Linked DNA regions of Homo sapiens: all the other regions are linked to region 1. A link is a contact called in ENCODE Hi-C or POLR2A ChIA-PET data. All regions are on one chromosome and are shown on one strand. Each heading gives the region's core, a stretch centred on a gene start or an enhancer-like site at or near the end of the contact. The rest is flanking DNA. Distances are from core to core; before and after follow the strand shown.

Region 1 (7,334 bases), core at 1,943-4,442:
GTGCCCGGCTGGCATGGGTTTACAAGGATCTGCAAGGGTCCGATTAAGTTTTGTGTGGATTAAGAACGGGAGCGACCTGCTCTTTCAGAGGCTGCCCAGCTGTGGTAATTTTTCGCGGTTCTTCCACTCTCTGGGCCAGTTTTACTTCAACTGTGAAATGGGGGTAGTCCTCTAAGGTCCCGTTTCCATTCTCTGCATTCCTCATGACGACCCAGACGAAGCTCCTACTGCCATCCCCCTAACGGATGAGGAAGGCTAAGTTACTTTCCTAAGGCCAGAGACAGTAAATGCAGCTTCCACGTTGGAACCCCGGTAGGGTGGCTCCAGTCCCCTGCTCTGAACCCCCCATCTCTACAGCCTACCCCATCACCCTAATAAGCCCTGCAAGTGCAGTGGTGATGCGTCTGCTCCGGCGTCAGACCAGCCCCGCCATGCCACTTGCAAGCTGTGGCATCCTGGGTTAGTCACTTGCGTCCCTCCAGCCCATTTCCTTATGTGAGCAATGTACACCCCAAACACTTGCCTCAGCCAAGACACTTGCCTGACCAGGAGGAAAGATGCGCGAGTCTCAAACAACTGCGTGACTTTCCGTCTGCGGGGGGCGGGGGTGGATTTTTGGGGAAAAGGGACGCGGAGCCCGAACACCGCGGCTCCAAGGTCTTCCCGCTCCTTTCTCGCCTGGTTTCCTCCATTCCCCCGCGGGGCGACCCTCGGTCTCCTGCCGTGTCCCCGCTCCCGCGCCCCCTGCCCCCAATTTTTCTTCCCCCCACGGGGCTGAAAAAAGGTCGTGGTCCCTTTAAGGCCCGCCCCTCCCTCTCCCAAAACTTCCCAGTGTCTGCTCTTTTCGATCCGGGACGGCCGGTCAGGCTCGCCGCCGAGCTGGTAGGGGCTGGGGGCGAGGGGTGCGGGAAGGTGACCGGGGCACTGGCGGGCGGCGCCGCGCGCGGCCGGGGGCCAGGGTCCGAGCAGCGGGGTGGGGGCGGGGCGGTGGCCGGGAGCGCGGGGGGTGCGGGTCACCAGGCCGGGCCGGCGGCCTGGAACGTGCGGCGCCGGGGAGACCGTTCCGCCGTGCTCCGGCCGTGCGCGCCGGCGCGAGGGGCGTCCGGGCCGGCCGCGGGGGCGGGGAGGGGAGGGGCCCTCTCTCTCCCCCTCCCCCCACCGCATTCCTCTGACGTTGGGACGGAGCGACCCCGCCCTTCGTCGCGACCGGCCCGGCCTCCTCCCGTCACGCGGGCCACGTGCTTCAGACGCGGCCCCGCCCCCGTCTCTGTTCCGTTGGCGTGGTCGGATCTTCCTGGTGTCCGGGGGAGCTGACCGAGGTCCCCAGCAAGGCCCCCTCCCCTAACTTTATTTCCCCTCACCGGCAGAGCCACCAGGCCTGTCCCCTCTTGTATTGCCATAAACCCCATTTTTTCTGATAGGGTCTCGCTCCGTCGCCCACGCTGGAGTGCAGGGGCGCGATCACGGCTCACTGCAACCTCGAAATCCGGGGCTCAAGCGAGCCTTCCGCCTTGGCCTCCCCAAGTGCTGGGATTACAGGTGTGAGCCACCACACACGGCCTCCATTTCAAACTTAGTTTCCACCCGGACCTCAACTCGAAATCCCCCATCAGCCGGGCAGAAAGGTCCTGGAGCACTTTTGGGGCGTCCGCCGCGTTTCTCACGACGCTAGCTTCGCTTTTATTTCTTTTCCCCCCTTTGGCGATATCGTCACTTGCCAATAGCTTCGCTAAGGTGTTCCCCCCCACACCCTGCGCGGGCAGCCCCATAATGTTAAATGCCGTAGGACGGGATCCCGGGTTAATCCCCGTTTGACCCCGCTGCCTGCGCGTGATAACTGGGGCGCGCTCCTCTCCACCCCCCAGGCTCCGCCAGTTGGGCTTCGCCGGAGTCTGGAGATACCCTCCGACATTCTCTTGGTGCAGTGCGGGTGGTCTTACCCCGCCCTTGAGGAAGAAAGGCCCGACGCAGGCACAGATCACAAGAACGCCTCCCCTGTGCAGGGGGCTTGCACTGTGCCAGGTGCTGTACTGGGCGCTTGGTAGGTGGCCACCCTCTCCAGGGTCGGGGCCAGGACCTCCTGTGGTGCTCAGAGGGGTCGAGCTGTCAGGTGAAAACCACTGGCCCGAGTTATGGCTTTGAAGGGAATCCTGGGGGTCTGGGATGGCAGGGACCTGTTAATTTAGATCGCACGGACAAGATGACTTGGCCCTTAGCTCCTGCAGGAGGGGTAGTGGACTATTGCAGGTGGAAGGGACTGCATGGGCACACATGGAGAGTGCGCGGAAGAGCCTTCTCCCAAGGGAAACTGAAAGGGGTTGCGGCTGAATTTAGAACTGGACAGGGTCCGAAGACAGTCGGCAGCAGCGAGTGGTTTTCTACTGAGGAAAAGGCTCAGATTTGGGATTTTAACAATTCCTCCTAGAGGTAGAAATGAACACGGTATAGTGATGGCGACAGAGATACCCTGGGAGTTCCTGTCAATCTTGGTCTAGCCTTCCGGCGCACACACAGCGGTCGCTCCATAAGGGGGCCCCGCCTCTGGGCGGTGCCTGAAAGCGTATTTGCGCATGCGTTCTCGCCTTCGCTCGTTTCGTATACTGCACCAAAGAGCGCCTACCCTGGGGCGGGGCTCCCCATTTCATCCAATCAGAGCGTATCAACAGTCCTACCATCTGGTGAGAGGGTGCGCTCCACTCTCCATTGACCAATCAGTGGAGACGCAGAAGAATGGGCATCTGTAACCACCACTGGAGAGAGACCAAAAAAGGGCGGGGCTTCCTTGTCTCCTTGCGAAGTGGCGCGGGAAGGTCGTCATTGTGACTGGTGCTGACGGATTAGCGAGGAGACCAATGAAAGTGGGAGGGAGGCGGAGATTCTTGGGAGGTTTAGAGCGCCGTTCCTATCAGGTGCTTTTAGGGAGGCCAGCAGCGCCAGAAATCCGACCTATCAAATTGGATTTTATTTTAAGGCGGCGGGGTCGACGGAAAGACTGGCAGAAAGCGACCACCTATAAGGAGTGTCTCAGACAAACAAGGGCGGGCCCTCCTGCAGAACGGCGTGGGCAATGTCCAATAAGCGCGCAAGGCGTGTGGCGGCCTACCCTCCCCCCGCGGCGGGACCAGTGGCTCCCCCTATCGGGTGGGGGCGGCGGGTGACGGGCGTGTCCCTCCCCCAATGAGAGGCGGGGGGAGGCGGGTTCTGCGCCGCCATGTCGCGGAGGCTGCTGCCCCGGGCGGAGAAGCGGCGTCGGCGGCTGGAGCAGAGGCAGCAGCCGGACGAGCAGCGGAGGCGGTCGGGAGCGATGGTGAAGATGGCGGCGGCGGGCGGCGGAGGCGGCGGTGGCCGCTACTACGGCGGCGGCAGTGAGGGCGGCCGGGCCCCTAAGCGGCTCAAGACTGACAACGCCGGCGACCAGCACGGAGGCGGCGGCGGTGGCGGTGGAGGAGCCGGGGCGGCGGGCGGCGGCGGCGGTGGGGTGAGGCCAGGGCCCTAGGCGCTGGGAAGGCCGGGAACTGGGGGACAATTTCCCAGCTTGAGGGCATTTTATTTTTTGAGGGGGGCCTCTGCGCACGCGCCCAGGCCATCGCGTCGTTGACGGTGTGGGGGAGGGGCGGCCGTTGGGCAAACGGCGGGGTTTGCGCGAGGACAGGCGCCTGCGCGTGCGCGGGGTCCGGAGCGGGGTGTGGGGGAGCGCAGAGGAAGTAGCTCGTGAGGCGAATGGCCCAGTGCGCAGGCGCCGCGGGCTGGCGTGTGGGGGCCGGGCACGCGGCCCGGCCGGTTTTTTTCCCCTTTATCATTTTCTTCGCTGGCTCCATGCGCAGGCGCAGTGTTCCCGCCCGGCCTCGTGGGCGGTTAGGGGAGCGCCTGGTGAGCGGGAACGGGTGGGCGGCGGCCTTGTTCTCTAGAGTGGGGAATTCCGTCTGATGGCAGCTTAATCTCTAAGGCCCAGCCTTGTGTCTATACAGAAATGGATGTGTTTGAGCCTAGATGCTCTCATTTTTGTAGGCATTGAAAATGGGAAGAGGACTTGTGAAATGCACTTTTAGCCTTTTAGGAGTTGAGCGAAGCCTTGAAACCATCACAAGTTTGCTTACAGTTTCCGGGGATTCACTGGGTACCGAGGATTTGATAAACCAAACTATTTCCTGGCCATGTTGGAAGCATTTCGACCCCCTGTAATCAGTCCCTCCGAAAACACCAGTCGTTGCTTTTGGAGTGGGGCCCAGTCCCCACTCTTTCCAAAATCTTGAAGTCTTACAGGGCCGCCTATTTGCAGGGTTTTCCAGGGTTTAGGGGTTACGAGTTGCTAGCGTTTTAATCTTGGCCTTGTCCCACACATTTTAAAGACATCTTAATTGAAAATCCTTAACGCTTCCTGAGGTTGGGGGAGATACTGGGATTCCCGATTTACAAAGGAGGAAATGGGCCAGGAGAGAGATGAGATGAGGTGAATTACTGTAGGTGGCACAGCTAGTGAGGGGCAGGGCTGGAGTTAGAACTCCCATTTGTGGGAGCTGCTAACCTGGCGGGAGTGCCTCACCCTGTGGTTCGCGTGGATCGCTCCTGAAATAGAATCCAATTCTACCCACCTTCCACGCACTTCTGCCCAGTGATTCTCAGACAGGGGGCCGGCCCCAGAGCCCAGGAGAGGCGGAAGAGAGTTAATCTTTCTCCTGATGACCAGAGGCTTTTGTCGGTGGGTGTAAGATACTTCTCTTAGGAAGGAGCAGTCGGTTCTTAATGGTATGGGTTGGAGTCTCTGGTCTTTCTAAAAGACTTTCCATCCGGGAGTGGGGGCTCATGCCTATAATCCCAGCACTTTGGGAGGCTGAGGCAGGCAGATTACCTGAGGTCAGGAGTTCGAGAACAGCCTGGTCAACATGGCAAAACTCCGTCTCTACTAAAAATACAAAAAAATTAGCCAGGTGTGGTGGCGAGGGCCTGTAATTCCAGCTACTCGGGAGGCTGAGGCAGGAGAATCGCTTGAACCTGGGAGGCGGAGGTTGCAGTGGACTAAGATCACGCCATAGCACTCCAGCCTGGGTGACAGAGTGAGACTCCATCTCAAAAAATAAATAAAAGACTTTTCTTGTCTGGTTTTTCTTAGTCTGACCTAGGCAGTAATTTCCAAAGCAGATTTTGGTGGGAGGGCGATTCAAGACTAGAAGGGGTCAAGACTGGCCTGGCTGCCCCAGTTTCTGGGGCATGTGTTGTTTTTTGCCCTGACTGAACCTGGGTGTGAGTGGTGGGGAACAGGTGTGCTTAGCTAGATGATGGTGGCTCAGCCAGTTAAAGGGCAAGGAATTTGGGGCACATGCAAAGGGGATGTCCTCATTCAAACTGTAGCAGATAGCTGTTAGAGCCCTTGCTGCCAGTGTATCTCCTTTTCCAGCTACTCTTTTCCCATGTTTCCTTGGTCGAGTGGACCAGTGGGAAGAGAGGGGGGTCCCTGGAAGAACGTAAGATTTGGGACTTGTGTGGCCCTCCCTCCGTTATACCTTCCTCAGAAGCTACAGCAAGAGCCAGTGGGCAAGTGATCACCCACTCAGGACCACTGTTCTGCTGACCCAGAATCCTTCTGGGCTGATTGGCTTCAATTGCTGCCCCTAGTCTTTCCTGTGCATCCTTCACGGATGACCTCCAACTGTTTTATCTGACTGGGTCTACAACAGTACAGAGGCCAGTGGGGCGTCATCTTGTACAGCAAGAAAATAATTCTTGTTTTTGCTTCCTTTCTCAGGAGAACTACGATGACCCGCACAAAACCCCTGCCTCCCCAGTTGTCCACATCAGGGGCCTGATTGACGGTGTGGTGGAAGCAGACCTTGTGGAGGCCTTGCAGGAGTTTGGACCCATCAGGTACTGGGCTCAGAGGCCAGGTGTTGGGCTTCCAAAGTTGACTCCTGGGTGTCCTTGTGTGTCCACGATTTCTGGTTGGAAATAGTGATTTTGTTGCCATCCTGGTCTAGATTCTGTGGCCGCTCTGCTTTTGGGTTGGCCATTGTACTTTGTGTCAGATTACAGCAAGTTCCATGACCCTTTTTCCTTCCTTCGTTTTTCCTCTGCCTTGTAGTTTCTAGTCAGTGTTCTCTTTTTCAGACAGAGCAAGGTCTCGCTTTGTGGCCCAGGCTGGAGTGTAGTGGTGCAGTCTCACCCAGGCTCAGGCAGTCCTTCTGCCTCGGCCTGCTGAGTAGCTGGGACTATAGGCATGCGCCACCATGCCCGGCTAATTTTTACATATATATATTTTTTGTTTGTTTGTTTGTTTTGAGACAGTCTCTTGCTCTGTCGCCCAGGCTGGAGTGCAGTGACAATCTCAGCTCACTGCAAGCTTTGTCTCGTGGGTTCACGCCATTCTCCTGCCTCAGCCTCCCGAGTAGCTGGGACCACAGGCGCTGGCCACCCCACCCGGCTAATTTTTTGTATTTTTAGTAGAGATGGGGTTTCGCTGTGTTAGCCAGGATGGTCTCAATCTCCTGACCTCGTGATCTGCCCGCCTCGGCCTCCCAAAGTGCTAGGATTACAGGCGTGAGCCACTGCGCCCGGCCTAATTTTTATATTGTTCTGTAGAGGTGAGGTTTTGCCATGTTGGCCAGGCTGGTCTCAAACTCCTAGGCCCAAGCAGTCTGCCCACCTAGCCCTCCCAAGTTTTAGGGTTACAGGCATGAGCTACTACTGCTCCTGGCCAGTGTTCTTTCATTCAGCAAGTAGTTACTGAATATTTGGTGCATGCTATATACTGCAAATACAGTAGTGAGCTGTATCTGGATGCTTCTCTTAGAAAGTTGCCCTCCTAGAGTGATTTGCACTGTCATAGTGTAAGCTCAAGAAGCCGTCTGTGGGTGGCATCTGACAGTCTGGTGAGGAGAGGTCAGGAAGGCTTCCCAGAGGGACATGATGGCTCAGCTAGACCTCTTTGGCTTTTGGTACTACTTGTGGCACAGGGTGTTCAGGTCGGGGAACCATGATAGGGTTGCAGAGGAGTTCAGAGGCCATGGAGGAGTCAGTTCTCAAAAAATCAAATGATACCCTCCTCCTGTCTACATTTTCCTGAGAGGATTGAAACCTGTGTTCTCTCTGCCAGCTATGTGGTGGTAATGCCTAAAAAGAGACAAGCACTGGTGGAGTTTGAAGATGTGTTGGGGGCTTGCAACGCAGTGAACTACGCAGCCGACAACCAAATATACATTGCTGGTCACCCAGCTTTTGTCAACTACTCTACCAGCCAGAAGATCTCCCGCCCTGGGGACTCGGATGACTCCCGGAGCGTGAACAGTGTGCTTCTCTTTACCATCCTGAACCCCATTTATTCGATCACCACGGTACGTGCC
Region 2 (7,334 bases), core at 3,164-5,663, 4.9 Mb before region 1:
CCTGTAAGACTTTATGTAAACTGGCCCTGTCTACAGCTCCGTCTCTAAATAATCCTGCCCTTCTTTCCCTCCCTTGCTCTGTTTCAGCCACTCTGGCCACCTTGACCATCCTTGGACAGCCAGGCCCACTCCCACTTTGGGGTCTTTTACTGGCCGTTCTTCAGCATCTTTAGATGGCTCATTTCCTGACCTTCCTTAACTGCATTCAGGCCTCTGATCAAATGTCATCCCCTCAAAGCGGCCTTCCCTGGCCACCTGTCACTCTCTGTGACCTCTATCACTGTCAATTCCTGTAACCTGACTTTTTTTTTTTTTTTTGAGACAGAGTCTCGCTCTGTTGCCCAGGCTGGAGTGCAGTGGTGCGATCTTGGCTCACTGCAAGCTCCGCCTCCCAGGTTCATGTCATTCTCCTGCCTCAGCCTCCGGAGTAGCTGGGACTACAGGCGCCCGCCACCACGCTTGGCTAATTTTTTGTATTTTTAGTAGAGACGGGGTTTCACCATGTTAGCCAGGATGGTCTCGATCTCCTGACCTTATGATCTGCCCGCCTCGGCCTCCCAAAGTGCTGGGATTACAGGCGTGAGCCACTGCGCCCGGCACCTGACTTTATTTTTAATTGAAAAATAAAAATTGTATATATTTATGGTGTACAACATGTTTTGTATATTTATACATTGTACAATGGCTAAATCAAGCTAATTAACATATGCATTATTTCACATATTTATCATTTTTGTGGTGAGGACACTGAAAATTTATCCTCTTAGCAATTTTCAAGTATACATTGTTACTAACTATAGTTACCATGTTGTGGACTGGATCTCTTGAATTTATTCCTCCTGTCTAAATGAAATTTTGTATCCTTTGCAATGTCTTCCCAATCCTCACCCCCGATTTTCTTTTCTTCCAAGCATCCTTTATCTGATGTCATCTGCCCCACTAGAATATCTGCTCCCAAAGGGCAGGTGCTTTTCCTATTCATTACAGGATCTCCAGCCTACAGCTGTGCCTGGCAGATGACTAGAGTTCCATAATTCATTCAACATATAAATGAAAGAAATGAACAAAAAGTGAAAAAGAGATGAACAGGGCCAGGCGCAGTGGCTCACACCTGTAGTCCCAGCACTTTGGGAAGCTGAGGTGGAAGGATTGATTGAGGCCAGCCTCGGCAACATGGTGAAACTCTGTCTCTACAAGAAATACAAAAATTAGCCGGGTGTGGTGGCACATGCCTGTAGTCTCAGCTACTCGGGAGGCTGAGACAGGAGAATTGCTTGAACCTGGGAAGCTGAGGCTGCAGTGAGCTATGATCATGCCACTGTACTCCAGCCTGGGTGACAGAGGGAGACCCTGTCTCAAAAACAAAAAATAAAGACATGAACAGATCATTTGGCAATGGCTCTCAAAATTCCCAATGTGCATACCCTTTGACCCAGCAATTCTACTTGCACTTCAAATGAGATAGTCTACTGACAATACTAACATATACATGCAGCCACGTGTACCAGGATATTAACTGTAGCATAATCTCAGCACTTTGGGAGGCTGAGGCAGGAGGACTGCTTGAGCCAGGAGTTTGAGACAGCCTGGGCAACATAGTGAAACCCCGTCTCTACAAAAAATAGAAAATTAGCTGGGTGTGGTAGCACATGCCTGTGGTCCCAGCTACTCCTCAGGCTGAGGTGGGAGGATTGCTTAAGCCCAGGAGGTTGAGGCTGCAGTGAGCCACAACTGTATTACATGACTCCAGCCTGGGCGAGACAGCAAGAACATGTCTGAAAAAGAAAAAATTAGAAAACAGAAACATACACACAAACCCCTGCAGTAAATGTTTGTAAGAGCAGAAGTTCAGCAACAGTCTAAATGCTCATCAACAGAGAAAGTGTTAAAGTATGATATATCTCCAGAACAGCATACCATGCCACTAATACAAAAGGCAGCTCACTGGGTGCCTGACTGTACTGCTGACTCATCACCAGGCTGGCTCCCCGGTGCCAGGGAAAAAGTGTAGGCTTGCTCTGGAGTGAGACAGGCTTGGGTTTGAATCCAGGCCCGGGTTTGAATCCAGGCCCTGCTGCTTCCTGCCTATGGGGACTTCGGTAAGGCCCTTCTCTCTTCCAGGCTCATTTGTCTACATCTGTTTTTTTTTTTTTTTTTTTTTTTTTTTGAGACAGAGCCTTACTCTGTCACCCAGGCTGGAGTGCAGTGGTGCGATATCAGCTCACTGCAACCTCCACCTCCTGGGTTCAAGTGATTCTCGTGCCTCGGCCTCCCGAGCAGCTGGCATTACAGGCGCATGCCACCACACCCGGCTAATTTTTGTACTTTTAGTAGAGATGGGGTTTCGCTATGTTGGCCAGGCTGGTCTTGAACTCCTGACCTCAGGTGATCTGCCTGCCTCGGCCTCCCAAAGTGCTGAGATTACAAGCGTGAGTCACTGCGCGGACCAACATCTGTTAAACAAATTAGGGGAGAAGATTATAGTGATGTATATAAAGCAGAGAGCACACAGCCTGGTACACAGTGGGTCCAAGGTCAATGCCAGGCCTCCTCTTTCCCTCTTTTAAGAAAATTCTACCTCTGAGGGTTGCCCTGACGTGAAACTGGCAATCGTGAGTGATCTGGGGTTGAGAAATTCAGATATGGCCTGAGCTGAAGAAGTAAAATTGGACACTGATAGACATAATACAGAGATGGCCTGTCATGTGTATCTTTATCAAACACCCAGAATCTTTCCCCAGAATCCATCAACAGTGGACTCAAGTCATTCTGGGTGACTGGTGTTTCTACCTGTGGCAGCCTGGAGAGGTGGCTCCACCTGGTACTGGTACTGGGACAATGACAGTAGGGATGAGGCCTGGAGGGGAGAGGGCTGCTCAGAATCTACAACTATCAGCATGGTAGACCACAAAATAATACACAGAGACAACACACAGTACCATTAGGCAACAGGCACTGTTCTATGCACTCTCACCCATTTAATGCTGGCGGCAATGTTGTAAGTAAGGTTATACCACACCCAATTCACAAACAGGGACGTAGAAGTAGAGAGTATTAAGTCACTTGGTCAAGCTCAGCCGCTATTTATATGAACTCAACACATGCTCTTAACTCCAATGCTTTATTATAACAGCAGCTCCAGAAGGAAACCGGGAACCAGTGCTTTAGGAAAGGAAAATGGGAACCAGAGGTGGAAACTTACTTTTATTGTATACAGCCAGAGAGGTTTGAATTGTGTATGTACATGTAATACCTGTTCAAATATAATTTTAAAAAACTTTTTTTTAGACCAGCCACGGTGGCTCACGCCTGTCATCCTAGCACTTTAGGAGGCCGAGGCGGGCGGATCACTTGAGGTCAGGAGTTCGAGACCAGCCTGGCCAACATGGCAAAACCCAGTCTCTACTAAAAATACAAAAAATTAGCCAGGCGTGGTGGACGCCTGTAATCCCAGCTATTTGGGAGGCTGAGGCAGGAGAATCGCTTGAATTTCAGGAGGTGGAGACGGCAGTGATCCGAGATCTCGCCACTGCACGCCAGCCTGGGTGACAGGGCGAGACTCCGTCTCTAAATAAATAAATAAAATAAAAATAAATAAAATTTCAAATAAAAAGCTAGAACCTTCCCATCCACCCACTCTGCCCACTGGGGAACTGCCGACCCTTCCGAATGCGCATGCGCTCTCCAGGCCGCGCCCGTCGCCCAATGTTCCTCTTTGGCGCGCGCAAGACTCCGCCCACGTGTGTTTAAATTTTCGACCCTGGAGCGGATTCCCTTCTCCAACGCGGCCTTCGAGGGTTTTAAACATAGTTCTGTCTCAGACTATTCTGCATCTCCCAGGCCTTAAGGATAAAACTGACACTGGAGACCCTTCAGGGTCTGACCTGCCCATTCTGCTGCCTCACCTCCCACCCAGGTGGACCCTGAATCCAAGCCAGTCTAGACCTCTTCCCCCGGGGTCTTCGCCGCCTTTGCTTAGCTGTTCCCTGGAGTACCCTCGCCTGCCTGTCCTTCAAGGTCCAACCGGACCCGCGCCCTTTCCTAAGTGATTTGAGGCCCTGGCAGTCTCTCCACAGGCCGGGGTGTCTTCCAGGGCGCACGCCAAGTCTGATTCATTCATGTGTTCTTGGCACTCAGCCCAGAACAGTGAAATTCCTCCCTGTCGTCCCACCCCACTGCATCCCGCCAACATCACCGAAGAGGCACAACTCGAACCCCAGATCCGGGCCGCTCTCCCTCCTGCCGGCTCCTCGGCGTATCCATTTCCCTACTCATCTCCCCACCCTCAACCCCCCAACCGCGCGCACGCGCATTGAGTCAGAGCCGCGGCGTCCTCCCGCCTCCCGCTCCGGAACCCGCATGCGTGCTGAAGCCGACCGCCTCCATCCACGCACGCTCAGCCCGGCGAGCGCATTCAGTTCTCGAGCTCCAGCCCTCAGCGCATGCGCAGGACGAGTCGCCTGAGGGAACTGATCTCAGCTCGGGCCCGCGTTACATCCTCCTCCTCTTCTTCCTTCGGCCCAGCTTTCCTTAGGGGCTGCAACCCGGACGCCGAGGCCGGTTTCGGAGTGGGGAGTGCCCATTTTCTCTCCTTCCCACGTTCCTGGCCCCCAGACGCCATTTGCAGGCGGGTGGCTTGGGTCAGCCTCCCCGCCCCCACCCGACTCCCGTCACGGGAGAGCGCACACCGCGCCCCGAGAACCAATCAGCAGCCGCGTTAGGTAAGGGGGCCGCGAGCCCGCGCGAGGCTAGCGCACCGGCGGCGGGCGGGGCGCTCCGGCAGGCCCCGCCCCCGCCTTGGCCATTGAAAGGTCGCTGGGACGTCCGGCGGGGGTGCGGCACTGAGTAGGGGGCCGGCGACCGTCAATTCGATACTGGGTTGGCAGGAATGGGGGCGGGGGACGGAAATAACGTGTAAATGAGAAACTTATGCTCTGCGAGATCCAAGTACAGCCTGCAAACTGCCCGTCAAGTACTGGGGAGGCCGCCCCAATAACGTGTAACGAGAAACTTGAGTTGGGTTCCCCGAGGGAAGCTTTGTAAAGCAATGCCTAAATCCGGGGGAGGCTCCCTTCTAGAACCCCGTAGAGAGAAGTTTAAATCCTAGGGAGTCCTTAGGAAAATGTGCAAATCGACTACAGTTCTGGGCTGGGGAGTGCCCCACGAAGTGGGCTTACATACTCAGGAATCGGGAGAGTCTCCCCAAATATTTGCAAATAGTGAGGTTCTGGGAGATCCCCGAAGGGAGTGTGTGAAGCGATGCCTAAATACTGAGGAGACACTCCCCAAAAATATGTAAATTCGATTTGTTAATTTTCGGGAAGTCACCCTAGAAGTCCATCAGCAGACACTTAAATAGACCAGCTTTCCTAAGTTTGGGGGTAATCCCCAAAGGAGCCCGGAAACAGCATTGGAAGTCCCCAGCTTGCATGTGGGTGGGGTTTTTTTTTTTTTTCTTTGAGACAAGAGTCTCGCTCTGTCGCCCAGGCTGGAGTGCAGTGGCACGATCTCGGCTCACTGTATCCTCCACACCTGGTTTAGGTGGGCTTTTAAGTTCCAAGGAACTCCCCACATTCAGATACTGTGGAAGCTCCCAGAATAAAGGGCACAGGGAGGCCAGGTGCGGTGGCTTACCCGGGGAATCCGATCACTTTGGGAGACCGAGGCTGGCGAATCACTTGAGGCCAGGAGTTCGATACCAGCCTGGCCAACATGGCGAAACCCCGTCTCTACTGAAAATGCAAAACTTAGCCCGGCCTGGTGGTATGCACCTGTAATCCCACCTACTTGGGAGGCTGAGGCAGGAGAATTGCCTGAACCCGGGAGGCAGAGGCCGCAGCCAGCTGAGATCGTGCCACTGCACTCCAGCCTGGGCAACAGAGCAAGACCGTCTCAAAAAAAAAAAAAAAAAAAAAAGAAAAGCATTCACACAGGGGCGCTTACTTTGCACAGGAAAGGGCATCCTCATAGGCCAGTAAACAGAAACCTCAGGGCTGGGCAGTATCCCAATTGAGGCATGAAGACAAGTACTTAAGCACTGGGTAGATTTCAGAATAATGTGTAAAGACACTTAATTGCAAGTGAGGGAGGAGTCTCAGATTCTGGGGAGAATCTCCATCCCAGACTAAGCAGTCATTTCGGTATGGAATGAGTCATTTTCCCTAAGCAGCTGTAAACAGGCCCTTGTCCTCCTCTGTCTAGGAAAGCAGTCTTCAGCCTGGCTTGTGGCTCTGGGAGAGGTCATGTAGCACAGTAGGAGAGGAGCTAGACAAGCCACTTGTCTGGCTAGCAAAATTATGACTGCATCTTGTAAACAGACCCTTCCATTCTGGAGAGTCTCGGAGGGACCTGTTTATGTCATTATGAGGTGGGGCAGGGGAGGATTCATGGAGGGATTTAACAGATACTTCCAAGCTAAGCAAGGGTCAGCAAACTGTTTTTTTGAGACAGGGTTCTGCTTTTTTTTTTTTTTAGACAGGGTCTTGCTTTGTTACCCAGGCTAGAGTGCAGTGGTGCAGCATGATCATGGCAGCCTTGACCTCCCAGGCTCAAGTGATCCCACCACCTCAGCCTCCCAAGTAGCTGGGACTACAGGTGCATGTCACCACGCCCAGCTACTTTTTTCTTTTTTAAATGTTATATAGAGACAGGATCTTGCTATGTTGCCCAAGCTGGTCTCGAACTCCTGGGCTGAAGCAGTCCTCCTGTCTCGGCCTCCCAAAGTGTCGGGATTACAGGTGTGAGCCACCATACTCGGCCATTCAGTAAAACTTTCTGTTAAGGCCAGAGAATAATTATTTTAGGCCCTGCAGACTGTATTGTCTGTCTCAGCTCTGCCATTGCATCAAGAAGGCAGCCACAGACAGTTTCTAAATTGATGGATGTGGCCATGTTCCGATAAAACTTTCTATTTACAAAAACAGAAAGCAGACCAGATTTGGCCCCTAGGCCACACTTTGTCAACCTGACTTCTGAGCTTGAGCAGATAGCCCCACTGAGTTCTACAAACAGTTAAGTAGTCAAATACCACCCTAGACTGATGTGTGAACAGCTGGGAAAACTCTCTAAGGACCTGTAAACAGATACTGAAATGGTGGAGAGTGGGTTGCATAGGTAGCCAGACATTATATAACATCTCAAATAGAATAAACACTGGAGACACCTTGAAATGAAATTCACTGTGAGGGAAGGCAGACCGTCAGGAACGGAAGACAGACAGACACTGAAATGTAGTGGGATACCAGGTGAAAATAGGCCCTTGAGTGTTGGAACCTCACCATGACATACACTAGTAAGTGGCTGGAGCCCCACCATGACATACACTAGTAATGACT
Region 3 (7,334 bases), core at 2,639-5,138, 3.4 Mb before region 1:
GCTGCCGCCCTGGCTCCCCTCCTGGCAGGGCGAGGGCTGCTCGCCAGGGCGGCCGGGGCCCACAAAGGCTGGAGACTTGGGTGGTGGTGACAGGAGCTGGGGTGGGGGCAGTGGGAGCAGGGCTGGGGTACCCAGGGCTGGAGGGTGCTTCTCCTCGCCCTCCTCACAGTGAGTACCCAGGTTGCCACCAAAGCTGATCTTAGAGACCTCAGCATCCTCGGGCTGTTTGGGGTCCAGGGCAGCAGGGCAGGGTGGCAGGGTGGCCCCAGGCTCTGCCTGCTCTTCCTCAGGGCCTGTAGGGGGCTTCCTCAGCATGGTCTCAGGTTCCCAGGGGGGGCGCAGCAGGCGTAGGCTGGAGCGGGCCACCCACACAGCCTCCTCTGGCTCACGGTGCAGTGGCTGTGGGGGCTGCGGGAGGCTGCCTGGTAGGCCTGGCTGGGAGCTGGGGCCAGGGCTGAGACGGACCTTGTAGGCAGCTGGCTTGGTGGCCACCTCCACCACCACACCTTCCCGGTAGGCAGCCACGCCGGGCTCCACACAGGTACAGACAGCTGTGCCCACCACCAGGGCACCTGGTGGGGGTGTGGCATCCAAAACTACATCCACACCAGCGCCTGGCACCCCCTCATAGAAAGTCAGGGCTCGGTCACCAGGGAACTGCACGCCCAGGTCCTGGCTTCGGCGCACCTGGCGCACCACAGCCGGCAGGAAAAGGCCATCACCACGCCGAGCCAGCACCCGCTGGGACCGCAGCTGCCGCAGGTCATAGCTGCCACTGGTGCTGCCAGGGGGCCAAGGGCCTGGACCACAAGCCTCAGCCGGCTCATCCTCCAGGTCCGCCGAGTGCTCGCTGGCTGTGTCAGTGGAGGAGGAACGAGTGGAGGTGGGTGGCCGTGGAGGCACCCCCAGGCCACTGGCCTCCTCAGGGGTCCGCACCCGCTCTTCAGGGGCCCCAGCCACCCCACTGCTGCCAGCTCCGTGCTCCTCCACATACTTCTTCTTGGGCGCTCGAGACTTGAACGTGGCTGTCTTGCGGCTGAGTGAGGGCTCCCAGCGGCCTGCCTCCCCATCCCCTTTGGGGTCCTCTGCTGGGCCTGGAGCCGGGTCGCCAGGGTGCAGCTCCAGTGGAGGACCTTCAGCCCCAGGGCCCCGCTCAGCCTCCTCCTCCTCCCCTTCCTCAGCCTCTTCGGGCCCGGACTGTGGTTGCGGCTGCTGTGCCTCGTCATCCTCCTCCTCTGGCTTGTCACCCTCCCCAGCCCCTCGCCGCCTCAGAGCCTTGGCCCTGGTGGCTGGGGGGGACTTGCTGCCACTGCCAGGACCTGAAAGGCCAGTGCATGCCTTCTTCATTGGCTTCATTTTTGTCCACCTGCAGGGTGGGAGAGCGGAGGATTACGCGGAGCAACTCAGGAACCTCTCCAGAGCCAGTGTACCCTAAGATTTCCCACTTGCTGAGTCTACTGTCTCCATCCCACCATCCCCAAGGCCTCCTCTCTGGCTGCTGTCAACTCATGTGATACCTCAGTCAGCACCAGGCACAGGTGAGCACCTGAGTCCCCTGAGTATACACACTCTGGCTCCTTGGGGAACAGACACCTGCTGGCTCTGCAAAGGACACAGAGCACATGCTCTGAATGCCCCAAGGGGACATCAAAAGCACTAACAGTTCACACCTATGGAGCACTCCCTGTGTCCTGAACTCCATGCTAAGCTTGCCTTTATTAACCTGTTTCATCCTCACAACAGCCCTAAAAGCAGGTGCTACTATCGGCCTCATTTCACACCTGAGGAAACTGAGCCACAAAAAGATGAGACAACTTGTCCAAGATCATCCAGGTGGGAAACAGCAGTGCTAGGGTCTGAACCCAGGCTCTCTGGCTCCAGAGTCCGTGCTCCTGACCATTTCAGTGTGCTGCCTGTCACATGATCCAGAGGGCACATTTACTCGCACTGTCACCATGCAGAGAGTACATGCACTCAGACACACACACACATGCACAAGTACCAAGTCACAAAAAGGGTGGTGACTGGGCTGTGATATGAGCCTTTCTCCACCCCCCCACCCTCCCTCTGCCCCTCTGGGCAGCCTGGCATGGCCAGGCACTGTGGGAAGAAGTGGGCAGCTGAGAGTCCCGAGGGACGGCTGCCCACTCTGCTCTGCACCCTAGGGCTGCCAGGTACAGCCATCTCCCCAGATCCTGGCAGGGAGCAGGCAGGGGCATGTCTGGGGCAAGAGCTCATACCCAGCACTGCCACGGGGCCGTGCATGAGCACACGCACGCGCACAAACACACACACACGCACAGAAGCACGCACACGTCATCACACAGTGGGACACAGAGCTACACCCCAGGGTTTCTCTGTCCCACTGGATGGGAGCCTGCTCCTCCCCCCACAGCACCCAGCGTGATACCCGCAAGCCCAGCCCCCCTCTTCTTGCCTGCATGCATCCCCGCCCTGGCTGGGCTGGCTCTGGCAGGGTGGCTGAGTCGGCTAGCCCCCCGCAGGCCCCCAAATATGCCCTCCAACTCCAAGTGGGGATAGGTGGGATAAGGTCAAAGAAAGCAGGACAAGCCCAACAGGCCAACCTCACCCACTTCCTGAACAGTCATTACTGCCCGCCCCCTTTCGAGCTGCCCTGAGAAAAGAAAAGGGGAAAAAACTTTACTCTGAAGTGACTAAGAGAACCTGAGAGGCCAAAACAGAGGCCTCTAGGAGGGTTGGGGGACCCAGAACCATAAGCCAAACACAATGAGAGGCAACCCCGACTCAGTCTTCCAGCTACTGGGGGACCCTTGACCTCATGCTCTCTCACTAGGGGCCTGCTCCTCCTGTGGACCCTGGAGTCCCAGGCCTGCCCTTTCTTGGGCCAATCCTGGGGTCCTCACAGGCAGAGCCTGGAGGGCGTCCCGGGGCTGGCACCCAAATGCCCAGAAGTTGGGCAGCCATCACCACCTAATACCCGCTGACCCACTAGACTACCATGTTGGGGACTGAGATCTGGCTCCAGTTTTTTCCAAGCACAAACCTTTGCATACCCCACCCAGGGCCTACAACTATGCCGCCTGGACCCCTAGACCTTGCTGCCTGGCCCAGCCTCTCTTCGCCCCAGAGCTGCTTTCTTTCCCCTAGGGCCTACTCTCTTCCTGTCCACCCTGTCTGAATAACTCCCACCCAAGCCCCGGGGGCCCTCACCTTCCTCAGATCTGAGTAGTAACTCCCGGAGCCCAGGCCAGCCCAGGCCCTGGCTCTTTGGGGTCTCATACCCTCTGTTCCCATTAGCCCTCCTGGCACCAGCTTCTCTGACACTCTCTCTCTCATCCTGTCACTACCTCTATCTCTACCTCTCGGTTAAAATGCCCTAGGCCCCCTCCTGTCACCCCCTCCTTGTCACCCCCATTTATCTCTGTCACCTATTCCTCCCAGTCACTGTCCTGTCAGCCATCTCCGGACCTGTCACCTTCTCTCCCCATCACCTCTCCTTGTCACACTCTCCAACTCTGTCCCCTCCCTCTCCCTGTCACCCTGATCTAGTCCTGTCACCCCTCCATTCCTGTTACCCTTCTTTGCCCACCACCCCCTCCCCCAGTTACCCTTTTTCTGTCAAACCCCCACCACTTCCTCCACTCCCTCCTCCCTTCCCACCATTCCGCCCACCCCTTTCCCCCTGTACCCCCTCCCCGTCCCTGCCACCTGTCCCCTCTCGGCCCCCAGCCCCCCGGACCCCCCTTTCCTGTGTCAGCCCTGGCCCCGCCCCTCACCTTGGGCTCGGCGGGGTTTCGGGGCGGGGGGCCGTGGCCCCGGCTCGGTCCGGTCCGGTCCCTCCCCGCCCCCCCTCCGGCTCTCCCTCTCGATTCTCCCTTTTTTTTTTACTCCAACACACAAAATGGTGAATGGACCTGCAACAGCTGGAGCAGCCAGCCAATCAGCGATCACAACCCCACTGACCGGCGCCAGCCTAGACCAATAGATATCCGCAGACTGGTCGGCTCCGCCTCTCGACGACGAGCGACGCTCGCGGCGACCAATTGGGCCCATCGGGCAGCGCTAGGGGGCGGGGCCAAAGTCCAAGACCGGCCTCCCTCCGGGACCGACACCAACCTGAGCCTACGACTGCCTGATCTGCCTAGGGCCCTACCCTACAACAAGTGAAGGACACCAGTCGTGTCCAATTGCAGGCCGTCTTAGTTCCAAATGACAAATACAGTACCCAGTCGCCATGCAGCCTAGGCCGGAACCCAGCCTCTGTGAGGGACAGTAGCCAATGAAATGAAAGGAGGAGGGGCTAAGGGACGGGTTGTCCAATGAACGGAGGTAGAAGGCGTGGCCCGAACGTTTGTTGACCGGCTAGTCGCAGTTCCTGCTGGGAACCGTAGTCTTCTCACGTCTTCGGCCCATAGCCGACAGTACAAGGCAGACTACAACTCCCATGTGACAGAGTGCTTGGAGCACCAAAGAAACCCGGCGAGGAGAAAAAGTCGAAAAGGGCAGTTCGTCGTGAGTCTCACTGGACGCCAGGAGTATCTTAGACCCAGGGCCCCGACTCACCCGTATTCCTGGCTCTGGCGTCGCCGGTGGCTCCTCTCAGTGGCAGCGGTAGCGGCACGAGGGGGAGGTGCAAGGAGCAGCCAACCGCCACCCGCGAGCCCCGCAGCCAATCAGCAGCGGCCGGGGCGGTGCAATGACCTCACCGGTTCTACTCTCTTACCCCTCCCCCACGTGGTTGTTGCTGCCGGTAGACGGAGTAGGGAAGTTTGGATTGGGGGAGGGGAGGAGAACCAGTGATGTCACCTTTCCCCTTGTTGATTGGCTGCCGGGTGGCCGGGACTACGACCAATTGACGGTCTCGAAAAGTCTGGCGCGGCCCCGCGGAAAGCCCTGTTGCCACCGGGAGGGGAGAGAACGCGCGCTTGTGGGGTGTCGCGCGCTGCAGTATAGGCAACGCGCGCGGCCTGGGGCCCGGGGGACAGGTCACCTCCTCCAAGAGTTTGACATTTAGGACAGCGCAGTTTGACAGCCCACTAGGCATTGGGGCAGGGGGCCGAGATGACGAAATGCAGCGCTTCTTGGGGCTTCGCACTGCATTACGTGGAGAGCTACACTTTGTGGGTGTACGCCCCTGACAGAGGCAGATTTTTAAAGATCCCAGGGGTAGGAGGGTATCACACTGGAGTGGAGGAGGACAGGGAGATGCCCTGTTTGTAGTAGATGCCTGCTGCCCAGATACGGGTTTACAACCAGATGGTGAACCTGTCTGCAATGCATCTATGCCCTCCACTTTGTATTCGCCCTGGTCCGAGGCTAATGGGAAGCAATATGGGTACGCTGGCCGCAGGGAGGCTTTCTTTTGCCTGTGACAGGTTCAGATTCCACACTGGAATTCACACCACTTGTGAGGAAACTGCATCCAGTCTATTGCAAGTCATACTGTCCATGAAACACTCAAACTACGTGTGAAAGAATGTGCTAGGGCATAGAGCTAGTTCATAGCATAGAAGAAATATTAGTTGTCCAATGGGGTTCATGGAATATGAAGGATATTCACATCTATGAGAAAGTCCCACTGTTCACAAATTATTTGTGTTGAGATTGGGGGAAATTCACTGTCCACGAGGAGTTCACACTCGGAAGGAATCTTATAACCTACACTGTTGTTATTATTATTATTATTTTTTTCCCCGAAACAGAGTCTTGCTCTGTCGCCCAGACTGGAGTGCAATGTCGCAACCTCGGCTCACTGCAACCTCCGCCTCCTGGGTTCAAGTGTTTCTCCTGTCTAAGCCTCCTGAGTAGCTGGGATTACAGGCACACACCACCACACCCGGCTAATTTTTGTATTTTTAGTACACACGGGGTTTCACCATGTTGGTCAGGATGGTCTTGAACTCCTGACCTCATGATCCACCCACTTCGGCCTCCCAAAGTACTGGGATTACAGGCGTGAGCCACTGCGCCCGGCCCTGTTACATTATTTATATAATCTTAAACTATCATACTACTAGTACTACTGCAATATAATTGTATTTATTTATTTATTTATTTATTTGAGATGGAGTCTCGCTCTGTTGCCCAGGCCGGAATGCAGTGGCATGATCTCGGCTCACTGCACACTCCGCCTCCCGGGTTCACGCCTCAGGCTCCCGAGTAGCTGGGACTACAGGCGCCCGCCACTGCGCCCGGCTAATTTTTTGTATTTTTAGTAGAGACGAGGTTTCACTGTGTTAGCCAGGATGGTCTCGATCCCCTGACCTCGTGATCTGCACGCCTCGGCCTCCCAGAGTGCTGGGATTACAGGTGTGAGCCACTGCACCCGGCCTATTTATTTATTTTTAATTAAATTTGTTTTTTTTTGAGACGGAGTCTTGCTCTGTCACCCAGGCTGGAGTGCAGTGGCGCGATCTCGGCTCACTGCAACCTGTGCCTCCTGGGTTCAAGCGATTCTCCTGCCTTAGCTTCCTAAGTAGCTGGGATTACAGGCGCATGCCACCATGCCTGGTTAATTTTTGTATTTTTAGTAGACACGGGGATTCACCATTTTGGTCAGGCTGGTCTCGAACTCCTGACCTCATGACCTGCCCACCTCGGCCTCTCAAAGTGCTGGGATTACAGGCATGAGCCACTGCTCCCGGCCTAATTTTATTTATTTTTATTTTATTATTATTTTTTTCAGACAGGGTCTCACTCTGTCGCCCAGGCTGGAGTGCAGTAGCAGCATCATAGCTCACTGCAACCTTGAGTGCCTGGGCTCAAGCAATCTTCCTGCCTCAGCCTCCTGAGTAGCTGGGACCACAGGCATGCACCACCATGCCCTGCTAATTTTTTTTTTTTTTTTGTAGAGATGGAGTCTCACTATGTTGTCCAGGCTGGTCTCCAATTTCTAGCCTCAAGCCATCCTTCCATCTTGGCCTCTCAAAGTGCTGGGATCATAAGCATAAGCCGCTGCATCTAGCCGTTAATGTAATCCTAAAAGACAATTCATCCTTCCATATTGGGTGGACCCGGAGTTGAGGGAGGTTTGACAAAGCAGTTTATATTGTGCACATTGGGTAGATGCTGAATCTGGGGGAAATTTACACTCAAGAGAGTGCACACTGCCTTTGTAGGTAGCCCCATGGGGAGTGCTTCATGCTATCACAAAAGGGGTTCACAGCAGCCACAGAGAGTTCTCCATGCATGGAGATGTGCCCTGTCTGTGTTAACTTTGTCATCGATATGAAAGAGATTACAATGTCTGTGGGGAGGCTCATAAGGGACAGAGGTTCACATTGCCCATGGGAGCTTACATTATGTTTGGGGGAGATTTTTATTGATCAGGGTAGGGTTTTGTGTTCCACAGT
Region 4 (7,334 bases), core at 2,442-4,941, 3.1 Mb after region 1:
AGTGGACTCTGACTGATGTACACACACGCTAGACCCTGATTTTGTGTAAGGGATTTGTAGACTGAGCTTGGATGTGCAGGCTAGAATGTGAGACACCTTGAAGTATGGGCCAACACCAGGCATGGGAAGAGACGAGGGAGTCTCTGTCATCTTGCCCAGGCCCCATAAATAATATAGGAACCTACTTTATTCCAATGGTTCTAAATCTCTTAGGGAGTCACCATCAGGTTCAGAATGTCACCCATGGGACTAACTCTTCTTTTTATTGAGACAGAGTCTCCTTCTGTCACCCAGACTGGAGTGCAGTGGCACGATCTTGGCTCAGTGCAACCTCTGCCTCCCAGGTTCAAGAGATTCTCCTGCCTCAGCCTCCTGAGTAGCTGGGACTACAGGCACGCACCACGACACCCGGCTAATTTTTGTATTTTTAGTAGAGATGAGGTTTTACCATGTTGGCCAGGCTGGTCTCAAACTTCTGACCTCAAGTGATCCACCCGCCTCAGCCTCCCAGAGTGCAGGGATTACAAGTGTGAGCCACCCAGCCTGGGACCAATTGTTGACATTAGAAAATGGTAGACACAGGCCGGGTGCGGTGGCTCACGCCTGTAATCCCAGCACTTTGGGAGGCCGAGGTGGGCGGATCACAAGGTGAAGAGATAGAGACCGTCCTGGCCAACATGGTGAAATGCCGTCTCTACTAAAAATACAAAAATTAGCTGGGCGTGGTGGCACGTGCCTGTAATCCCAGCTACTTGGGAGGCTGAGGCAGGAGAATTGCTTAAACCCGGGAGGCGGAGGTTGCAGTGAGCCAAGATCACACCACTGCACTCCAGCCTGGTAACAGAGCTAAGACTCCATCTCGAAAAAAAAAAAAAAAAAGAAAATGGTAGACACTTATACCACTTGGCATATGAATGCATGACAAGAGATTGACAGATTACTCTGAGCCTCATGGCTGGAGAGGTTAACTATCGTCTAGCTTATTCTTTACCCTCCCCTCCTCATAATATACATGCATACCATTAATTGTTCTTTTTTTTTTTTTTTTTTTTTAGAGACACAGTCTTGCTCTGTCACCCAGCCTGGAGTGCAGTGGCACAATCATGGCTCACTGCAGTCTTGACATCCTGGGCTCAAGTCATCCCCCTATCTCAGCCTCCTGAGTAGCTGGGATTACAGGCATGTGCCATCATGCTTGGTGGCTGTCTGCCGAGCTGGGATTAACTGCACACTTCATGTGCCAGCACCCCGGGCCCCCACCACACCATAGAGGGAATGGCCAATTGAGCTGCCCCAATATTAACTGGTTTCGGGGTTAGACTTCCTTGAAGTCCACTCATAAGCCACTCCTTGCACCCTCACCCCTGGTTAAAGAACTCTGGGTGTACTGAAGGCACTCCGAAAGCATAAATACCACTGAACAGCTGAATGAAACTAGGTATCAACACCCTGCCCCATGAGTATAAAAAAGATCATCAGTAAAGACAACCTGGGTGATTTCCTTTATGTTATTTACTTATTTATTTTTGAGACAGAGTTTTGCCCTTGTTGCCCAGGCTGGAGTGCAGTGGCGCGATCTCGGCTCACTGCAACCTCTGCCTCCTGGGTTCAAGTGATTCTCCTACCTCAGGCTCCTAAGTAGCTGGGATTACAGGCATCTACCATGCCCGGCTAATTTTTTGCATTTTTAGTAGAGATGGGGTTTCACCACGTTGGCCAGGCTGGTCTTGAACTCCTGACCTCAGGTGATCCACCTGCCTCGGCCTCCCAAAGTGCTAGGATTACAGGTGTGAGCCACCACGCCCTGCCAAAAACCTGGGTGATTTCCTAAAGAGGAGAATATCTCACACACCTCTTCCTGTGCTCCACTACGATGTTCATCCTCCCCATGCACCTGCCCCGCACCTACAGCCTGATATCTTCATCTTCTAGGAATTATCAGAACAGGCATGGGAAAGAGTGGGACAGGGAGAATGAAAAGCTCCAGACATGACCCAATTCCAGTTTTTTTTTTTTTTTTGAGATGGAGTTTCGCTCTTGTTGCCCAGGCTGGAGTGCAATGGCACGATCTCGGCTCACCGCAACCTCCGCCTCCCAGGTACAAGCGATTCTCCTGCCTCAGCCTCCCTAGTAGCTGGGATTACAGGCATGTGCCACCACGCCCAGCTAATTTTGTATTTTTAGTAGAGATGGGGTTTCTCCATGTTGGTCATGCTGGTCTCAAACTTCTGACCTCAGGTAATCCGCCCGCCTTGGCCTCTCAAAGTGCTGGGATTATAGATGTGAGCCCCCACGCCTGGCCCTGCTTTTTTTTTTTTTTAATTAATTTTTTTTTTTTGAGACAGAGCATTGCTCTGTTGCCCAGGCTGGAGTGCAGTGGTGCGATCTCTGCTCACTGCAACCTCCGCCTCGTGGGTTCAAGGGATTCTCCTGCCTCAGACTCCTGAGTAGCTGGGATTACAGGCACCTGCCACCACACCTGGCTAATTTTTGTATTTTTAGTAGAGACAGGGTTTCACCATGTTGGTCAGGCTGGTCTCGAGCTCCTGACCTGGTGATCCACCCACCTCAGCCTCCCAAAGTGCTGGGATTACAGGTGTGAGCCACCACGCCTGGCCACCCAATCCCAGTTCTGTACAGAGCCACCACAAGGCAATAATACTTCATCCAGCGCAAACAGCTCGGCTGGGATTCAGAATCCTTCTCCCTAGAATCTCCAGAGGATTACTGGCCTAACCTCTTGGCCACATCATCCAACCTGGACTCCATACTGGGAAATCTGCCAAGAACATCTCAACCTGGAGTCCAGAACATTCACTCCCAGCCCAGGCTGGCTCCAAAGACCCCAGGAAACCTTCATGTGCACACTAGTTTCATCTCTTGGCCAGTGACTTCCTACATAACTTTTTTTTTCTTTTCATTTTTTTTCTTGAGACAGGGTCTCATTCTGTCGCCCAGGCTGGAGTGCAATGGCGTGATCTCAGCTCACTGCAACGTTCATCTCCTGAGTTCAATGAGTTCAAGCGATTCTCCTGCCTCAGCTTTCTGAGTAGCTGGGATTACGGACGTGTGCCACCACGCCCAGGTAATTTTTTTTAGAAACCCCGTAGAGACAGGGTTTCTCCATGTTGGCCAGGCTGGTCTCAAACTCCTGACCTCAAATGATCCACCTGCCTCAGCCTCCCAAAGTGCTGGGATTACAGGCGTGAGCCACCGCGCCCAGCCCCTGCATAACCTTTGGAGATCCACAGGCCTCTCCTTTCAGTCACCGGATCCAGGCTCAGTCCAGAGACCCTTGATAAGCTCTCATTGTCCGGAGGCCATACCTCATGCAGAGTTAAGGACCTCCAACTTCCCCACAACACCCTTCCTACTCAGGCTGGCCTCGGGGGCCGTGGACCAACTCAGAGAGCAAGCTGGCTTAGCCTCTGCCAAACCTAGGCCTAAAGGTGGCCAGGAGGCTGCATTTCCAGCCTCTCAAAGGCAGAGGAAAGCCCCAAGGGCTAAAGCCCTCAACCCGCACTTCCCAATCATCAACGAGGTCCAGTCAAGCCCCCATACCCCAGATTTGCCTGGGCCGGGCCCAAGCCCAAGAAAGTAAAGTAAGAAAAACTATGGCACTCACCGGCCCAGACCCTGTTCCTCCTTCCCTTTCAGCCTCACATACACCCAGGACGGCTTAAGGCCGAGTGACCGTTAAAAGTGGGGAATGGAGCGAGGCCAGGGACGCAACGCTCCCGCACGTGGTCACCCCTGGATCCTGAGGCGGACGCTGATTGGCTGCAGCGCGGGCCGCATTCTCCCGCTCAGGCCAGCTGAGCACGCTGGGCAGCCTGGGAGGCACCTAGGACAGCGCCACTCCCGCGCGTCTGCCTCGGACCCGCAGCTGATTGGCTGTGAAGGGGCAGAGCCTTGAGTCTCATTGGTCCATAGGCTTCAGGCCTCTTAGGCTGAGATTTCATTGATTTCCAGCCGGGCCCCAGCGTTGATCTGCTGTGGAGTCTGCCTTTTCCCACTCTCTCCACGAAGAGACTGGACCCTGATTCTCCTTCACCTGAACAGCCCTGGAGGCTCCCTCAGCAAGTGCTCAGGAGTACTACTGTCCTTTTTTTTTTTTTTTTTTTTGAGACAGAGTCTCGCTCTGTCGCCCAGGCTGGAGTGCAGTGGCGCGATCTCTGCTCACTGCAAGCTCCGACTCCCGGGCTCACACCATTCTCCTGCCTTAGCCTCCCAAGTAGCTGGGACTACAGGCGCCCGCCATCACGCCCGGCTAATTTTTTGTACATTTAGTAGAGATGGGGTTTCACCATGTTAGCCAGGATGGTCTCGATCTCCTGACCTCGTGATCCACTCGCCTCGGCCTCCCAAAGTGCTGGGATTACAGGCGTGAGCCACCACGCCCGGCTTTTTAAAAAATTATTATTTCATTTTTATTTTATGAACGGGGTCTCCCTCTGTTGCCGGTGCTGGGGTGCAATGGTGCAATCATAGCTCACTGCAGCCTCGAACTCCTGGGCTCAAGCAATCCTTCCACCTGGGCCTCCCAAAATTCTGGAACTACAGCCGTGAGACACCGTGCCTGACCTGCCTTTCTTGCTTCTATTTTGCCACCCTAAGTAGCTCCCATTTGCAAACCCTGTCACCTTTCTCTCAACCCTTTACCATCTGTGAGGTGTGTAGGGGGTGTGTAGGCTGCCGCCACACCTGATTGGCTGGGAGGCCCGTAAGAGCAAGCCAAGGCCAGGCACGGTGGCTCATGCCCGTAATCCCAGGGCTTTGAGAGGTCCAGGTGGTAGTAGGATCGCTTGAGCCCAGGAGGTCGAGGCTGCAGTGAGCTATGATCACACCACTGCACTGCAGCCTGGGCGACACAGTGAGGCCCTGTCTCTAATAAATAAATAAAAATAAAATAAAAGAGCCAGCCAGGCAGGGCACGGTGGCTCACGCCTGAAAACCCAGCACTTTGGGAGGCCGAGGAGGGCGGATCACCTGGGGTCAGGAGTTCGAGATCAGCATGACCAACATGGTGAAACCCCGTCTCTACTAAAAATACAAAAATTAGCTGAGCGTGGTGGCGGGCGCCTGTAATTCCAGCTACTCGGCAGGCTGAGGCAGGGGAATCGCTTGAACCCCGGGAGGCGGAGATTGCAGGGAGCCTATATCGCGCCACTGCACTCCAGCCTGGGAGACAGAGCGAGACGGCGTCTCAAAAAAAAAAAGAGCCAGCCAGGCTTCGGTGCCTGTGAACAGCTCCCTTTTCTCTCTTGTCCCACTCCACCACGATTGCTGGCACAGCTCACTCTGCCTCGCCTGGAAGCCTGGAAGTGTACAGGGACAGGAAAGACACAAGAGGGGGGCAGTGCCTTGCCCCGTGATTGGCAGCGTGACACTTGCACTTCCAATTCCCACTGCCACCTCGACTGTATGCTCAGCCAGGAGTAACTGCGCGCGGACGTGTCAGCACTCCCACCTCCAACCATACCGCAGAGGGAACGGCCGATTGCGCTGCCCCAACATTAACTGGCCCGGGGGTTAGACTCCCTCCAGCAGGGTTTCCCCCTGGGCAGGGCTTCGGGGCTAACAAGCTGCGAGCTCGCCCCTCGCCAGTCTCCCGAGGTGCTTGTCTGCGGGGCTTCTGGCCCGGCCCCCGCGGCGGTTGCACCGCTGATTGGCTGGCTCCGCTCCTTTCTAAGTGGCTTAGCCTGGGATTCGTTCTCAAGCATAGCCAATGAGACGCCAGGGCGCCTCAAGCAGGCGGGCATGACTCCACCGCTGTCGCTTCTGATTGGCCCTAAGGCTCGTCTTCGCTTTAGATTGACCAGAGAGCAGCGGGGCGGGAGCTTAGTTGAGCAGTTTCAGGCTGCGATGCGAGTTCGGTACCTTCCCGCTGCGCGGAGTGTTGTTGTGCGCGTCCTTCGCAGCCGCTCGCTGAGGAGCTGGAGTGGGGAGGAATGGGGGTGGTCAGGAGACAGGAGAGCACCTCGCGGAAGAGCCTGGGACAACAACCGGAGCTGTAGGTCCTGACCGAGACAGCCTGAGGCGTCCCTGGCCCCGATAGGGAGCGAAACCGCTAAAATGGGGGAAGGGGCCGGACGTGGTGGCTCACGCCTGTAATCCCAGCACTTTGGGAGGCTAAGGCGGGCAGATCACCTGAGGTCAGGAGTTCGAGACCAGCCTGACCAATATGGTGAAACCCCGTCTCTACTAAAAATACAAAAATTAGCCGGGCGTGGTGGGGGATGCCTGTAACCCCAGCTACTCGGGAGGCCCAGGCAGGTGAATTGCTTGAACCCGAGAGGCGGAAGTTACAGTGAGCGGAGATGGCGCCACTACGCTCCAGCCTGGGCGACAGAGCAAGACTCCATCTCAAAAAATAAAAATAAAAAATAAAGTAAAAAAGGGAGAAGGACTGGCACTGTGGTGGGAGTAATAGCACCTCGTGTTTACCGAGCCCTTTCCATGTGCCACGCTTGTGCATCAACTCGTTGAAACCTAAATAACCCCGTGAGGGAGGCGATTACTATGCCAGGTTAACCTCTGAGGGTCAAAGAGGTGAAGTCGTTTATTTAGGGTCCCGCAGCAGTTACGGGCATTGCTGGAACTCGAACCCTGCTGTGGTGAGAGCCCAACCTTCAAGCTACACTATGATTAAGTAGGATTGATTTTGTAGATGGGGATGGGGTCTGATCACATTGGCCCTGGTTTTGGGAAAATGGACTGACATGTACAAAAAGGTATTTTATTTATTTATTTATTTATTTATTTATTTTTGAGACAGAGTCTTGCTCTGTCGCCCAGGCTGGAGTGCAGTTGTGCGATCTCAGCTCTCTGCAATCTCCACCTCCCGGGGTTCAAGCCATCCTCCTGTCTCAGCCTCCCGAGTAGCTGGGATTACAGCCACCTGCCACCATGCCCGGCTAATTTTTGTATTTTTAGTAGAGACGGGGTTTCACCATGTTGGCCAGGCTGGTCTCGAACTCCTGACTTCAAGTGATCCTCCTGCCTCGGCCTCACATAGTGCTGGGATTACAGGCGTGAGCTACTGCACCTGGCCTAGAGAAAGGTATTTAAAAAATCAGTCTCATAATATCTTTGCTTTTTTTTTTTTTTTTGAGATAGGGTCTTGCTCTCTTGCCCAGGCTAGAGCACAGTGGCAGGATCATGGCTCACTGCAGCCTTGACCTCCTGGGGTCAAAGGATCCTCCCACATTAGCCTCCCAAGTCGCTGGGACTACAGGTGCACAACACCATGCATCACTAATTAATTAATTTATTATTTATTATTATTATTTTGTAGAGATGGTCTCACTATGTTGCTCAGGCTGGACTTAAAC

What was found. A loop is a pair of places that touch in the nucleus more often than their neighbours do. ChIA-PET counts read pairs that join two places held with the same protein, here RNA polymerase II (POLR2A). Pooled maps may share reads with other maps.
Region 2: a map of ovary shows a loop between it and region 1 (9-fold over the local background). The contact joins the promoter of SMG9 here to the promoter of HNRNPL in region 1. A Hi-C loop is called at or near these places in 1 of 168 maps with a recorded cell type or tissue (ovary), 1 of 37 single-sample maps with no recorded cell type and 6 of 50 pooled maps. POLR2A ChIA-PET finds 5 or more read pairs at or near these places in 1 of 52 experiments (T-cell).
Region 3: a loop to region 1 is called in a map of naive thymus-derived CD4-positive, alpha-beta T cell, with 25 times the contacts of the local background. The contact joins the promoter of CIC here to the promoter of HNRNPL in region 1. A Hi-C loop is called at or near these places in 1 of 168 maps with a recorded cell type or tissue (naive thymus-derived CD4-positive, alpha-beta T cell), 1 of 37 single-sample maps with no recorded cell type and 9 of 50 pooled maps.
Region 4: a pooled map shows a loop between it and region 1 (12-fold over the local background). The contact joins the promoter of ZBTB32 here to the promoter of HNRNPL in region 1. A Hi-C loop is called at or near these places in 3 of 37 single-sample maps with no recorded cell type and 6 of 50 pooled maps.

The regions. Positions count from the first base shown.
Region 1 is chr19:38,845,844-38,853,177 of GRCh38, reverse strand. It overlaps HNRNPL (heterogeneous nuclear ribonucleoprotein L), which reads left to right and starts at 3,192. Exons shown (of 13, transcript NM_001533.3): 1 at 3,192-3,478; 2 at 5,744-5,862; 3 at 7,088-7,325. The coding sequence starts at 3,212. RefSeq lists enhancers at 2,415-2,484, 2,815-2,904, 3,055-3,992, 4,065-4,154, 3,993-4,931 and 1 more and silencers at 955-1,334, 3,055-3,314, 3,325-3,864.
Region 2 is chr19:43,752,041-43,759,374 of GRCh38, reverse strand. SMG9 (SMG9 nonsense mediated mRNA decay factor) reads left to right here and starts at 4,413. Exons shown (of 14, transcript NM_019108.4): 1 at 4,413-4,721. RefSeq lists a silencer at 4,633-4,992 and an enhancer at 5,223-5,482.
Region 3 is chr19:42,265,806-42,273,139 of GRCh38, reverse strand. It overlaps CIC (capicua transcriptional repressor), which reads right to left and starts at 3,888. Exons shown (of 21, transcript NM_001386298.1): 1 at 3,759-3,888; 2 at 1-1,366. The coding sequence starts at 1,356. RefSeq lists enhancers at 2,180-2,229, 4,389-4,898.
Region 4 is chr19:35,700,915-35,708,248 of GRCh38, reverse strand. It overlaps ZBTB32 (zinc finger and BTB domain containing 32), which reads right to left and starts at 3,691. Exons shown (of 7, transcript NM_014383.3): 1 at 3,626-3,691. RefSeq lists an enhancer at 5,912-6,151.